Linked DNA regions of Mus musculus: regions 1, 2 and 4 are each linked to region 3. The links are chromatin contacts, found by Hi-C or POLR2A ChIA-PET in ENCODE. All regions are on one chromosome and are shown on one strand. The core of a region is the stretch at or near the end of the contact, and the rest is flanking DNA. Distances in the headings are between cores, read along the strand shown. Region 1 holds the start of Dnajb1 (DnaJ heat shock protein family (Hsp40) member B1). Region 2 holds the start of Asf1b (anti-silencing function 1B histone chaperone). Region 3 holds the start of Adgre5 (adhesion G protein-coupled receptor E5). Region 4 holds the start of Adgrl1 (adhesion G protein-coupled receptor L1).

Evidence for each region. Hi-C counts contacts between places; a loop is a spot of excess contacts on that map. ChIA-PET counts read pairs that join two places held with the same protein, here RNA polymerase II (POLR2A).
Region 1: POLR2A ChIA-PET joins it to region 3 with 13 read pairs in embryonic stem cell. The contact joins the promoter of Dnajb1 here to the promoter of Adgre5 in region 3. POLR2A ChIA-PET finds 5 or more read pairs at or near these places in 4 of 5 experiments (Patski and embryonic stem cell).
Region 2: POLR2A ChIA-PET joins it to region 3 with 18 read pairs in embryonic stem cell. The contact joins the promoter of Asf1b here to the promoter of Adgre5 in region 3. A Hi-C loop is called at or near these places in 8 of 37 maps with a recorded cell type or tissue (adrenal gland, heart and left cerebral cortex). POLR2A ChIA-PET finds 5 or more read pairs at or near these places in 4 of 5 experiments (Patski and embryonic stem cell).
Region 4: a loop to region 3 is called in a map of CH12.LX, with 2.7 times the contacts of the local background. The contact joins the promoter of Adgrl1 here to the promoter of Adgre5 in region 3. A Hi-C loop is called at or near these places in 4 of 37 maps with a recorded cell type or tissue (CH12.LX, T-helper 17 cell and v-Abl transformed pro-B cells). POLR2A ChIA-PET finds 5 or more read pairs at or near these places in 3 of 5 experiments (Patski and embryonic stem cell).

The regions. Positions count from the first base shown.
Region 1 is chr8:83,606,893-83,609,793 of GRCm38, forward strand. It overlaps Dnajb1 (DnaJ heat shock protein family (Hsp40) member B1), which reads left to right and starts at 1,283. Exons shown (of 3, transcript NM_018808.3): 1 at 1,283-1,650. The coding sequence starts at 1,440. Gm42029 (a long non-coding RNA gene) reads right to left here and starts at 958. Exons shown (of 3, transcript XR_878996.2): 1 at 878-958.
Region 2 is chr8:83,954,230-83,957,198 of GRCm38, forward strand. It overlaps Asf1b (anti-silencing function 1B histone chaperone), which reads left to right and starts at 1,465. Exons shown (of 4, transcript NM_024184.2): 1 at 1,465-1,708. The coding sequence starts at 1,600. It overlaps Gm10644 (predicted gene 10644), which reads right to left and starts at 1,104. Exons shown (of 5, transcript NR_169070.1): 1 at 874-1,104.
Region 3 is chr8:83,739,658-83,742,611 of GRCm38, forward strand. It overlaps Adgre5 (adhesion G protein-coupled receptor E5), which reads right to left and starts at 1,654. Exons shown (of 20, transcript NM_011925.2): 1 at 1,450-1,654. The coding sequence starts at 1,480. It overlaps Gm46046 (predicted gene, 46046), which reads left to right and starts at 1,629. Exons shown (of 2, transcript NR_168527.1): 1 at 1,629-1,959.
Region 4 is chr8:83,898,788-83,901,698 of GRCm38, forward strand. Adgrl1 (adhesion G protein-coupled receptor L1) reads left to right here and starts at 1,311. Exons shown (of 23, transcript NM_181039.2): 1 at 1,311-2,137. It overlaps Gm26721 (predicted gene, 26721), which reads right to left and starts at 940. Exons shown (of 4, transcript NR_166528.1): 1 at 394-940.

The sequences.
Region 1 (2,901 bases), core at 33-2,532, 130 kb before region 3:
CCTGTCTCTGCCTCCCAAGTGCTGGGATTAAAGGCATGCACCACCACTGCCAGCTCACTATCTCTGTCTCTGTACCTTTAAAGACACTTTCTCTACAAGTGTTCCCTAGCTCCAAATCCATGGGGAGGCGGGGGGCAGGGCTCAACTGGTTCGGTTTTCATGGGGTCAGTACAGTTAGGAAAATCAAAACACATACACCACACACAGCTATACCATTAACGGAAGGCTAAAGTCATTTTTCTCAGGGGTGCCTAGGGCAAGGGTTATCTGACTCTCCTCCTACAGAGCTTCCAGAAAGGGAATGTCAACAGTTGTCCACTAAACAAGATGATTAATCATCTCTTTCAAGAACACCCTTTGTCCCTTGTCTTTAACAAATGCAGAATAATGTCAACTTCACCATATTCCACGACCATTCCCTTTGTACAGATGACCACACTGAGACCAGAAAAGCTACTCTACCAACCCAAGGTCACACAGCCAGAAAGTGCTAGGATGAGAGTCAGTCTTTCATGCACTTTCAGGCAGTCCCATTCCCTGCAAGAACCACCAATGACTATTCCAGCTTCTCTATGCCTTCCAATATCTGAAGCTCTCTCCTCTTCCTCACTCAGCTCCGTCCTTGACCGCCATCATCCCAGACTTACAAAACCAAAAGCAAAAAGCTATACTATATCAAAGTATTTGGAAATATTTACGAAGCACCCAGTGGATCTTTAAAAAAATCACGCAGCCCTGGTGGTAAACTCAGACGGCAAAGGAAGTGACAAGTATCAGAACGCCAAGAGGCGAGCTAAACCCAGTAGGAATTAGTAGGAAGTAAGATAAACCGGAGAGGCAGCCCGACTGCAGCAAGCCCAAGGCAGACCAGTCTCACCTCGCTTTACAGTAACGGCCTTACGGGAAAAACCAAGGGCTACGGGCAGAAGAGGGCGGGGTGCCTATTTTTATCCCTGGGTTAGAGCAGGAAAGCTTAGAGGTACTTGTCAGGTAGCTACCACAAGTCACGCAGCAGAACCTCCCAGCCGGCGATAACCTGGGGGAAAGGGTGCGGCCTTTCGGAGAGGCCCGTCTCTGTAGCCCCGCCCCTCTTCGCGCCTCCACCTGTCCGCAGAGAGAGAGAGGGTTGCGATTGGCTGGATCCGCTACGGAGGCGGAACCCCAGCAGCCGGCGCGCGCGCCCGAGGAAGGCGTTGACCAGAGTAGAGAGGGAAGGGGCGTGGCCCCGCGCGGAAAGCCGTTGGCAGCCGGGTCCCACCCCGGATGTGCTGCGTCACGGAGCGGGCCGCAGCGATTGGCCGGTGTCGTGCGGCGCATCGGGAGGGGCGGAAGGTTCTGGAGGGCTGGCGGGATCTGGAAGCTTCCGCCGGACGGGTATATAGAGTCCGGGACGGGGCAGCAGCGGAGCCGGAGGCGGCGACAGCTGGGCGGCGGTGGCCATGGGCAAGGACTACTATCAGACGCTGGGCCTGGCCCGCGGCGCGTCCGACGACGAGATCAAGCGAGCCTACCGCCGCCAGGCGCTGCGCTACCACCCGGACAAGAACAAGGAGCCCGGCGCTGAGGAGAAGTTCAAGGAGATCGCCGAGGCCTACGACGTGCTCAGCGACCCGCGCAAGCGCGAGATTTTCGACCGCTATGGAGAGGAAGGTACGTGTGCGCGCGGCCGGGGTGACCCGCCGTTTGACAGGCGGGGAAACCGAGGCACTCGGAGCCTCTCCAAGACCTCGGCCGGGGACAGGCATTCCGGGGATCTAGCGGCGGCGCCGCCTCCTTCACCCTCTGATCCGCGGCCTCAGACAGGAGGAGGAGCTCTGGGCGCGCCGCTGGCACAGAAGCTTCTAGCACGTCTGCCGCAGCCCCTCCCGGTCGGTCGCCTGCACAGCGCCGGAATGGTGCAGATGGAGGGCGGCGGTCGCGATGGGAATGAAAATTGCCCGAGTATTGATTCTCTTTCCTAGCCGCAAGCTCAGTGTTCGCTCACCCAGGGTTGAGCCTTTTTGGTAACAGTGCGTAGGAGCTTCTCTGTAAGATGGTAACAGCATAGCTGGGAGGATGGAGCAGTCACGTAAACCTGGTCGCACCGAGATCTAGAGGCCTTACTACCGAATATGTTGTCAGGAAGTAAAACGGAGTAGTGTGTTTCTTGCTCCTATTGCCATTGGGAGTTAAAAGACTTGAGATTCGTCCTTGACTAACAAGCTTTTTAATATATACATAAAATCCCTCCCGCTATAGTTCCTGTGGCCTTTTTACTAAGAGCAAAACTTGTTGAGCAGAGTGCGGGGGCTCACACCTCCACATGGGAAACCGAATTAGGAACGCTGTGAATTTGCTTCAAATCAGAGCTACAGGGTAATAAGCTCCTGTTTCCAAAGGAACCGGATGTTGTGACAATCCCCCCTCTGGGGTATTTGAGTCAGGAGGATTGCCTTGAGGCTACTCTGGACGAAAGTTTGTGTGTTACGTGGCATTGACAGTAATACATGCAAAAGGAACAAAATGTGACCATTTATTTGAGACAGGACCTCACTGTTGCTGGAACTTTGTTTTTCAATTTATTTGAGCGTGTGCCTCCGTGTATATGTGTATACCATTCACATGCTTCTAGAGAAGAGGGCATTAAAGGTCCCGGAACTAGAGTTAGACCATGGTCTGCTGCTATGTAGGTGTTGGAAATTGAACTTGGTTCTTCTGCCAGATGAGCCAGTGCTCTGAGCCATTTCTCCAGCACCTCATGGTGGAGCTCTGGCTTGTCTGGAACTTGCAGAGATCAGTCTGCACTTGTCTTGAGAGTGCTGGGGTTCTGAGCTCTTTGTTTCAGGGGTTTTATGTTTTATAAGTGTGTTGAAGTGTTGGGGGTGGAGGGAGGTGGGGCTGACTCTCCAGCAGTAACCCTGA
Region 2 (2,969 bases), core at 215-2,714, 210 kb after region 3:
TTACCTGCTGAGCCATCTCACCAGCCCCTTACATTTTCAACTATAAATTTTGTGAAATATAAAAGGTCAGATACCTCTTTCAAATAAAAGTGGACAGTCCCATGCTAGGTTACAGACCTGTTTGAAATGTGAAACACATACAGGATCCCAAAGACTTCTCAATGAGTAAAAAGGTGCAGGATAGCTCATTGGTGTTTTTAGAATGGTCATATTTGAAATGATTATTTTTGTCCTATTTAGTTAAGTGTCTATTAAAAATCATATTCATTGCTTCTTGGCCTTTTTGCATTGGCCAAGTATGAAAACTAATTTACTTACTTCCCCAAACTCACTGTGTAGATCAGGCTGGCCCACAGAAGTCTGCCTACCTCTGAGTCCTGAGATTAATGGCACGCATCTACCTTTCCATTTTGTTTTAACCTTTAAAAGATGTGATTGGTAAAGGTTGTGTAAGAAGCTATGACAGGGTATAAAGAACCAGAAAGTAAGGAGAAAAGGTAAGTTTCACAGACAGCGGCAGTTAACTGGTTTGGTTTTGGATCAGGGTTTCTCTGTGTAGCCCTGGCTGTCCTAGAACTTGCTCTGCAGACCAGGCTGGCCTCGAACTCACAGGTCCACCTGCCTCTGCCTCCCGTGTGCTGGGATAAAAAGCGTGCGTCACCGAGCCCGGGCTGAAAGACAGAGTGCAGAGGCAGGATTCAAACCCTGGTCTGTCCACGAACCAGAACTCCCTTCGGACTGAGACTCGATCCTGTATCCCCTCTCATCGCTACGCCATCTTGTCTCAGGGGTGATCTAAACCTTCTCGACAGTCTCCTCGACCATGATTTTCAAAGGTAGGAACCCCTCAGGGTAGTCCCCAGAAACGCTCACCTGCTGACAGCCGCCTAAACCGCCCAGGCCACTCTCTCCTCCTTAAAGCTTTTCACTGTGAGGGTGTGCGATTTCCACAGCTCTCCAGCCCGGCGTTCCTCACGCCCACCATAATAGCCAATCACGTCTCAGAAACCCGCTTACGGCCACGCCCACGATCGATACTCAATCACTGCGAGTGCGAGTGCCGTCTTCTCAGCGCGTTTTAGTGAGAGTCGCGCGCCACCGTTCGGCCGTTGGTGGCGCTGCTCTCTGTGAGGTGCGTCTACCGGAAAAGCGGAACGAGGGGCGGGGGATGCCGGTGCGGTAACCCTTGGGATTGGACAAGAGAAGTTCCGCGCTCTAACTCCGCCCACCCCGGAGCGAGCTATTCCAGTCGGAGACTCCAGGGATTGGTTCCCGATAGACCTTTACGAAGCTAAGAGATTAACGTTCCGCCTCCTGGGGCCCGTGAAGAGGGAGCTTCTCTGATTGGTCTGAGGGTCCAGGCGCGCGCCTGAAGACGCCTCGAGATTGGCTGATGGCTCGCGCCGTCATCGGTCCTTAGCGGCGATTGGCTGGAAGGCGGAGCCGGCTATTTGAAGGGAGCGCGCTGAGCGGAGGAGCGCTTCAGAGGGAAGAGTTGGGAGACGCAGGGAGGTTTCCGTCCTGTCGTCCCCCCCTTCTTCTCTGTCGCAAGTCACTGTGAAGAAGTCTCCACAGCAGCTGCGGCTCCCGGGCGCGGTGATGGCCAAGGTGTCGGTGCTGAATGTGGCTGTGCTGGAGAACCCGAGCCCTTTCCACAGCCCCTTCCGGTTCGAGATCAGCTTCGAATGCAGTGAGGCCCTGTCTGACGGTGAGGCCGGGCCTGAGCCGGGGACCCCAGACCCTCCTGCCCTCGGGGTTTCGCCACCCCCAATCTCCCGGGGCCAACTAGATCTCCCATTAGATACGCCTCCATGGCCCAGCTCCGGTCTCTCGGTGGAGCCGGCTCTGTCCAGTGTACATTGTCTGGTGGAGGCCTCGTCACCCTTCGTCTTGCACCGCTTGTCCTTGTACGCTTTCCCTGGAGACCCGCAGCCACGCCTTTTCCCTATGGCTAGACCCCGCGTTGATGCCCTTCCTCCTAAGAAACCATCCACGTGTCCTATGGAATCCCAACCTCCAGTCCCGTCCCCCCCCCTTTTCCTTGTGGGTATCTTTTCCTACAAAGCAGCCAGACTCTTCTGTTGCCCTGTCCGCCCATGTCAAGACCTTCTTCACCCCATGGCTCCCAAAAACCCCCTCCCCAGACAACTCCAGATTTGTCCCCCACAACTCCTGCTTGCCAACCGTAACAACATGGTGTTGCCTATAAGCCTTCTTCCTTTAGGTTAGTCCCAGATCCTATGTCTGAGCTCCCTCTGAGGAGAGATGGGGGCTTCTGACTCCAGGCTTTGTAGGTAACTTGGTCTCCCCAGCTCCTGGTCTGGGTGAATGTCCTGAGGTGAGGGGTGCCACAGCCAGGCAGGCCTCTTCCAGTTTCTGAGATTTCTACTAGCTGCCAGCTAACTCAGTGCAAGGAACCCCTCATCCCTTTTGATGGGCTGACCTTGTCTGGGGAGTGGGTGGACTGACCAAACAGGGATGGGATCCAACTTCCATCAACTGGGAGGCCACGGGCTTTTGTGGATCTTTCACAGAATGACTTAATTCATCTGTGGGACATAAAGGTGGACATGGCTCTCATCACACAGATGAGAGAACAAGAGCCATAAAGAGCAAAAGACTTTCAAATAAATCCATGAACATGTAAACTGTGAAGTCACTTTGGATTCTCAGCTCCCCAGCAAAAGGCAAGTCCTGTTTTCAGAGGACCTGCTTTCAACACTCCACGAGACCATTTCTCTACTGAGTGTTGAAAGGATGTAGCAGCTGAGGAGGTGGAGCTCTGAGAGCCTAGGCTGTGGCAACTAGTGCCTCTTGGTGGCTGTTGGTGGTATTCAGTTAAGGCCAGCCACTCCTGTTCACTTGGAGCTGCTATGTGTGTGCTTGGGGTGGGTCAGTGGCTCAGCCTCTCCCTAGTTTCTTACCCCTTAAGTTTAAATGAATCTACTTATGACTAACTATAGAATAAG
Region 3 (2,954 bases), core at 404-2,903:
GGTTGGCCTCCAACTCCCAGGATCATGGAAGCCTCCTGCCTCCGCCTCTCTAATACTGGGATTCAAAACCTGAGAATCCAACTAGCGAGGCTGCTTGGTTGGTTTTGAAGACAAGGTATCATGTGGTCTCAAACTCAGTATACAGCAGAGAATGACCTTGAACTTTTGACCCTCCTGCCTCTACTCGCTAGGTACTCTGATAGCAGACACAGACACCACACCCACATGTTCAGTTAATTCAAACTGTAAACCAGAAAGTTTGTACACAAACTCTTGGCCCTTGAAACAATATGGTAAAATACAGCTGGTCTTGTTCCATTTTACAGAGGAGGAAAGTGCAGCCCAAAGTCACTGTGACCCAGCTTAGTGACAGCCAGGCAGGCCCCTGCAGCTGTTTGCCACCAACTGTGACACCCTGGGACTCTATTTCCTGGTTCTAGGTCCATGGCTACTGAGCTGCCTGCCACCTGTCACTAGCACTCAGGCCAGTCATTGTGGTTAGGGTGACCCCAGTTTGTGCCCCAAGTTCCATATCTTGGGGTAACTCCAGCTGGTGCCCCGTTCCATTTTTTCACTGTTTGTTGTCAAGTTACTTAGGTGACTTAGCCATCAAACAACGGTTGAGGCACCCAGGGTGGGGCGGGAAAGTCATGATGAAAGCCAAGTTCAAACCACAGCCTGGTAAGTTCCTTTCAGCCAGCAGCTCCGTCCCAGACAAGTCCCAAGGAGATTCTCTGCCTGTTCCTGGCACGGAGACAGCAGGGGACAGACTGGGGCAGGGGGAGTTCCCACCCTCGAAGAAATGGGCACCCTCACGTGGGTTTCTCTTCACATTGAGAGCGTCTGTTTGGGCAACAGTTTGCAAAGTGTACTTTAACCTACAGTTCTTTTTAGCTTTTTTTTTTTTTAAACTGTATGTGTTTTGCCTGCATGTATGTTTGTGCACTGCATGTATTATTGTACACTGCATGTATGTCTGTGCACTGCATGTCTGTTGCCCGTGGATGCAGAAGACAGTGTGAATCCCCAGGAACTGGAGTTACAGACACTTGTGAGCCACCATATAGGTGCTGGGACCCAGCCAGGTCCTCTCTTAATGCTCTTGACCTCGGCACCACCCCAGCCTCTAGCCTGCATTTCTTTTTCTTTTGTTCTTTTGAGACAGGGTCTTGCTGTGTAGCACAAGCTGACCTGAAATTGGTGACCCTGCTGCCTCAGCCTCCCTAATGCCCTGTGACACCATGCCTGCTTTGTTACCCTCTTTAACTGCCCCCGTGCCTCAGTTTCTCCCTCTTAGTCTCCAAACTGGCAACACTCAAGCCCATTAGGATCTGACACCCCCTGGAGAGCCCTCTGGGGCGCACAGGTGCGCCGGCTTCGACTGTCCCTGCCCCTCCTGGCCACGTCCCGCGAGTTCCCTCCCGGCTCCGCGCAACCCCGAGGTCTCACCAAGCAGGCCGGGGCATCTGACGCCCCTCATGGTGGCGCGGCACGGAACGGACAGCGTCTGGGGTTGATAGAGGGCTGTGGCGGCCGGCTGGGCTGGGCTTTTATGCAGCGGGCGTGAGCAGGGCCCTCCCCGGAACTGTCCTCCCCGCTGGAAAGTAACAGGAAAGTGCCGGGGAAACAGACCCAGGGCGCGCCGCGCGCCCGCGTCTGGAACAAACGCAACATTCCTCCCCCCCCCCCCCCGCGCGCGGCTCCGACACCCGCCCCCGCGGGGAGCTGGGTGGTGTGGTTCAGGCGTCCTGGGACGGGGACCAGGCACATCGGACAGAGCTGGGTGGAGCTCCCACCCGAACGATGTCCTGGGCGACCCTCGCCTTTCCCATCAGCAGGACTTGTCGGCTTCTTTTCCAAGAGAGAAACTGAAGTTCAGAGAAGCCAGGGGCCAAATAAGAACCAGAAGAGGACTGAGGGTCCTGCCGGGCTGACTGTCCAGGAACGAGAGACATCAAGGTTTGGAGATGCGGCTCAGTGTGCGCAGTGCTTGCTTAACCTGCCCGAGGCCCTGTCTAGCCTCAAAGCCACATAAGCCGGCAGAGGACCGCTAGCCTGTAATCCCAGCACTAATCAGGAGTTCAACTCATCCTCCGTTTTGTCGCTTTTGAAGCCTGCCCGCGCTACAAAAGACCTTGCCCAAAAAGACAAGGGGTCATGGCATGGCTGCGTTGGCCTATACTAATACCGTTCTCTGGAAAGCAGAGGCTAAACCGGAGGCCGTTTTTGGCCACTTAAGAGTTGCAGGCCAGCCAGGCCTACGAAGCATGAGTCTATCGCAAAAATAAAAAATAATAAAGTGGGGGAGGGAAGTGCTACCAAGATGGTTCAGCGGGTAAAGGCACTTGCCCCAAAACCTAACGACCTGATTTCTGATACCCAGGACCTCCATGATGGAAGGAGAGAGCCAACTCCTGGAAGTTGTCCTCTGACCTTCACGGGCACACGGTGCCACACACAAACCCAAACACTAAATAAACAAGTCAATAAATAAAACGTAATAAGGGGCCGGGCAGTGGTGGCGCATGCCTGTAATCCCAGCACTTGAGAGGCAGAGGCAGGCGGATTACTGAGTTCGAGGCCAGCCTGGTCTAGAGAGTGAGTTCCAGGACAGCCAGGACTGCACAGAGAAACCCTGTCTCAAAAAGCCAAAACAAATAAACAAACAAAAAACGTAATAAGGACTTAAAATAGAGGAAGAGAGAGCTTTGACCACGGGACATGGCTTACCACGGCAGGGCTTTTTGGTTACACGCACTGACCTTGCCACAGTCTATAGAGAGTCATGTGATGTACACTGGCTTCCTGTTTGAGTTACTTGTGTAACTATGGTTTCTTTTCATGTGTGTGTGTTGGGGGCGGGAAGAATGCCAAACCCAAGGCTTTGTGTATGCTGGACAAGCACTCTACCAAGGGAACTACATTCTCAGACACATCTAGTGATTTTTCAAAAT
Region 4 (2,911 bases), core at 61-2,560, 160 kb after region 3:
GCCCCGGGTTCAGCTTTATAGCCTCCCCCCACCAAAAAAAAAAAAAAAAACCAAAAAAACAAATAAACTATAAGTCTAGGCAGTGGTAGCTTTGGCTCCAGATATTTGGGCCAGGTCGACCCCCTTTCCCATCTAGAGAAGCAATCCTAGGCTTCATCTGTAGCTGGGGGGCTGAACCCAGCCTCTGGCTTCACTCACTAAGTCCAAAGCCTAGGAATCTAAGTCCGATCCGCTGCCCTACTTCTCCGAGTCCATCACCTGCAGTGTAGTTCTTACGTTGTGGAAATCTGCACCGGGCTTTTGCTCTCGCCATCAACCTAAAATTCAATTTTTTTTTTCTTCCCTACCCACCCCCTCCAAAACCAGACGCTTGAGGCGTTTATAGATACTAACCTCTCCTCCGCTCCTGCAGCCTGGTCAGCTCCAGGACCCTGTCCGGTTGCCAAGGCTCTCTCTTCTGTTTGGGGGAGGGGGGCTGTTCTCATCCCATCCTACCTACGCTCCAGTCCTGGCTTTGCGTCCCTCCCTCGTTTTTTTTTTTAATTAATTTATTTATTTATTTTTTTATTGTAGGTCTGGTCTCCCAGGGTAGCGGGATCCACACCACATCCCCTTCCTGTCGCATCACCCAGGATCCAGATACTGCTTTTACCTGCCGGCTCTGTTGCAGCCAGCGCGCGGGATCCTTCCATACCTCAGTCCAGCCCTCATTTTGTCCCTCCCCACCCCACGTCGCTGTTAGGAAGATGGGGGACAGCCTACGCTCTTGTCAGTCACTAAGCAGCACTCCCTCCGGCCCTCCTGCAATCCCGGGTGGGAGACGCTCTGGTCCAGGTCTTTTTTGTTGCCACCGCACAGGCCTGACGCATTACTCCATCTCCCTTGGAAGAATCCGGACCGAAATTTGCGTGCCTCGAGTGCATCTGGCCCTGTCGCAGCTACCTCCCCTCCCACTCCTACCCCCCCACACCGCGCCCCTCCCGTCCCTACCCTCTCTGCCAAATCCGGACCAGGTTTTGCGCAGTCCTTGCACAGCTCTCCATTTACCCCTCACCGGCTAGGCGCCTTTCTGCACAGCACGGCTGCAGAGTCCGTTCCGTTTTTTCTTGCCGCCCGTCGCACCCCACCCCCCCCCAGCCCAACTAGGGGGATCTAGCGCGTCGCCTCCCTCTGCCCACTTTTCCTTGGGGGAGGCGAGTGGAACTCCAGGCCAGGTTTCCGGGCCCTTCCTCGGGGCGCACGGGAGGGCTGCGGAGACTAGTCCCCGGCGGGTAGTCCAGGCCAGGTTTTGCGCTTGTCCGCCGCCCCCCTCCCGGAGCCGGCGGGCCCGGCAGCGCCGAGAGCAGGCGGCTTGTCATTGCTGGTGCCCCGCGCCCGCTCGCTCCGCGAGTCCTGCGGTGCCCACGGGCCCAGCCCCGCGCCCCCTGCTCCGGCCACCCCGGGGGCGCAACGCCGCCGCGCCTGCTTCCAGCTGTGTAGCTCCGGCCCCCTGCGGGCAGCGCGAGCGGTCGGCGCGGGAGCAGTCGGCGCTGCGACGCCCCCGCCCCGCCGTCTGCCGGAGACGCCCCGGCGGATGGGGCCGCGCGGGCCCAGGAGCGGCGCCGCCGGGCGGCGGGGGCCTGCGCGGCCGCCCGGGCAGCCGCGTTAACCCTTCGCCCGCTGCCGTCCGGGGGCGCTGGGAAGTCGCCTGGGCACACACGTGCCGCCTCCGTCGGGGCCGCGGAGCTGCGGGGGAGATGCGGGCAGCCGGCGCCGCCTCGGGGGGCTCCGCCTCGCCCCAGCCCCCCGAGCTCTGACGCCGCCCCCGCCCCTCCGCCTCCACGCCTCGCTCCCCGGGAGGGGCGCAGACCCGCGCGCCCGGGGCCGGGGCCGCCTCCGGAGCGCCGCGATCCGCCTTTTCTTTCCTTTTTTTTTTTTTTTTTATACTCCCCCCCCCCACCCCTTCCCTTTTAAATTTTGGTCGGTGGCGGCGGTGCTGGGCCGGAGGAAAGAAGGGACACGGAGTCCTCCCTCGCTCAGCCACCCCCTCCCCGCTTCCCCCTGGGCCGGGCTCCGGGAGATGTGCCGGGCGGGGGGCCCGGCTTCGCGGAGCCGCCGGAGGAGCGCGCACGGCCGACCCCGAAGCGCCGCTGGACAGGTGAGTGTGCGGGAGCCTCAGGCCACGCCGCACCTGGGCCAGGTGTGCGCGGCGGGAGGGGCGGGGAGCACCCTACCCCCGCCCGCCGGGGGCTTGGTGAGGGTGCGGATGGGCGGCCGCAGGGTGCCCTGCAGGGGGAGGGGACCGCTAGTGTGCCCGCGCGTGGCTGCGTGTGCCCGCGCGCGCGCCGGCCTTTGTGGGGAAGCGGCGCGGCGGTGCCTGCGTGTCCCCGGTGCGTGTGCGCGCGGGTGCTTGGCGCCCTGTTTGTGTAGGTGTCTGGGTGTGAGTGGAGAGGGTGCGTGTGCGCGCAGCGCGCGGGCCCGGGCTCCCCAGAGAAGCCATGTCGGGGGGCTGGCACCGCAGGATGCTGGGCCAGCCCCCCCCCCCCCCCGACATGGCTTGTTTTTCTCTGGGAGGCAGTGGCGCTAATGGTGGTTGGGGGTGGTATGGGGAGAGGTATGTCTGGGTGTCGAGTGAGTTTCAGCCCGGAGGGGTGCTTTGGGCAACCCTGGTGCAGTTGTGAGACATCTTCTGTTAGTGGTACCCTGTTAAGCACGGATGGAGGCTGTCAGGTTGGATCTACCGGAACGAGCTTTCTCTCCTCTTCCAGGTGTTCCTGAAATAGAGCTGTGTGGCTCAGTTGTCATCGTCCCGTTTGAGGGTCCTGGGATGAAAGTCCAGTTCGTGTGTGTGTGTGTGTGTGTGTGTGTGTGTGTGTGTGTGTGTGTGTGTGTGTGTGTGGTGGGAGGGTAGTGTGTACTTATGCAGTGGCCA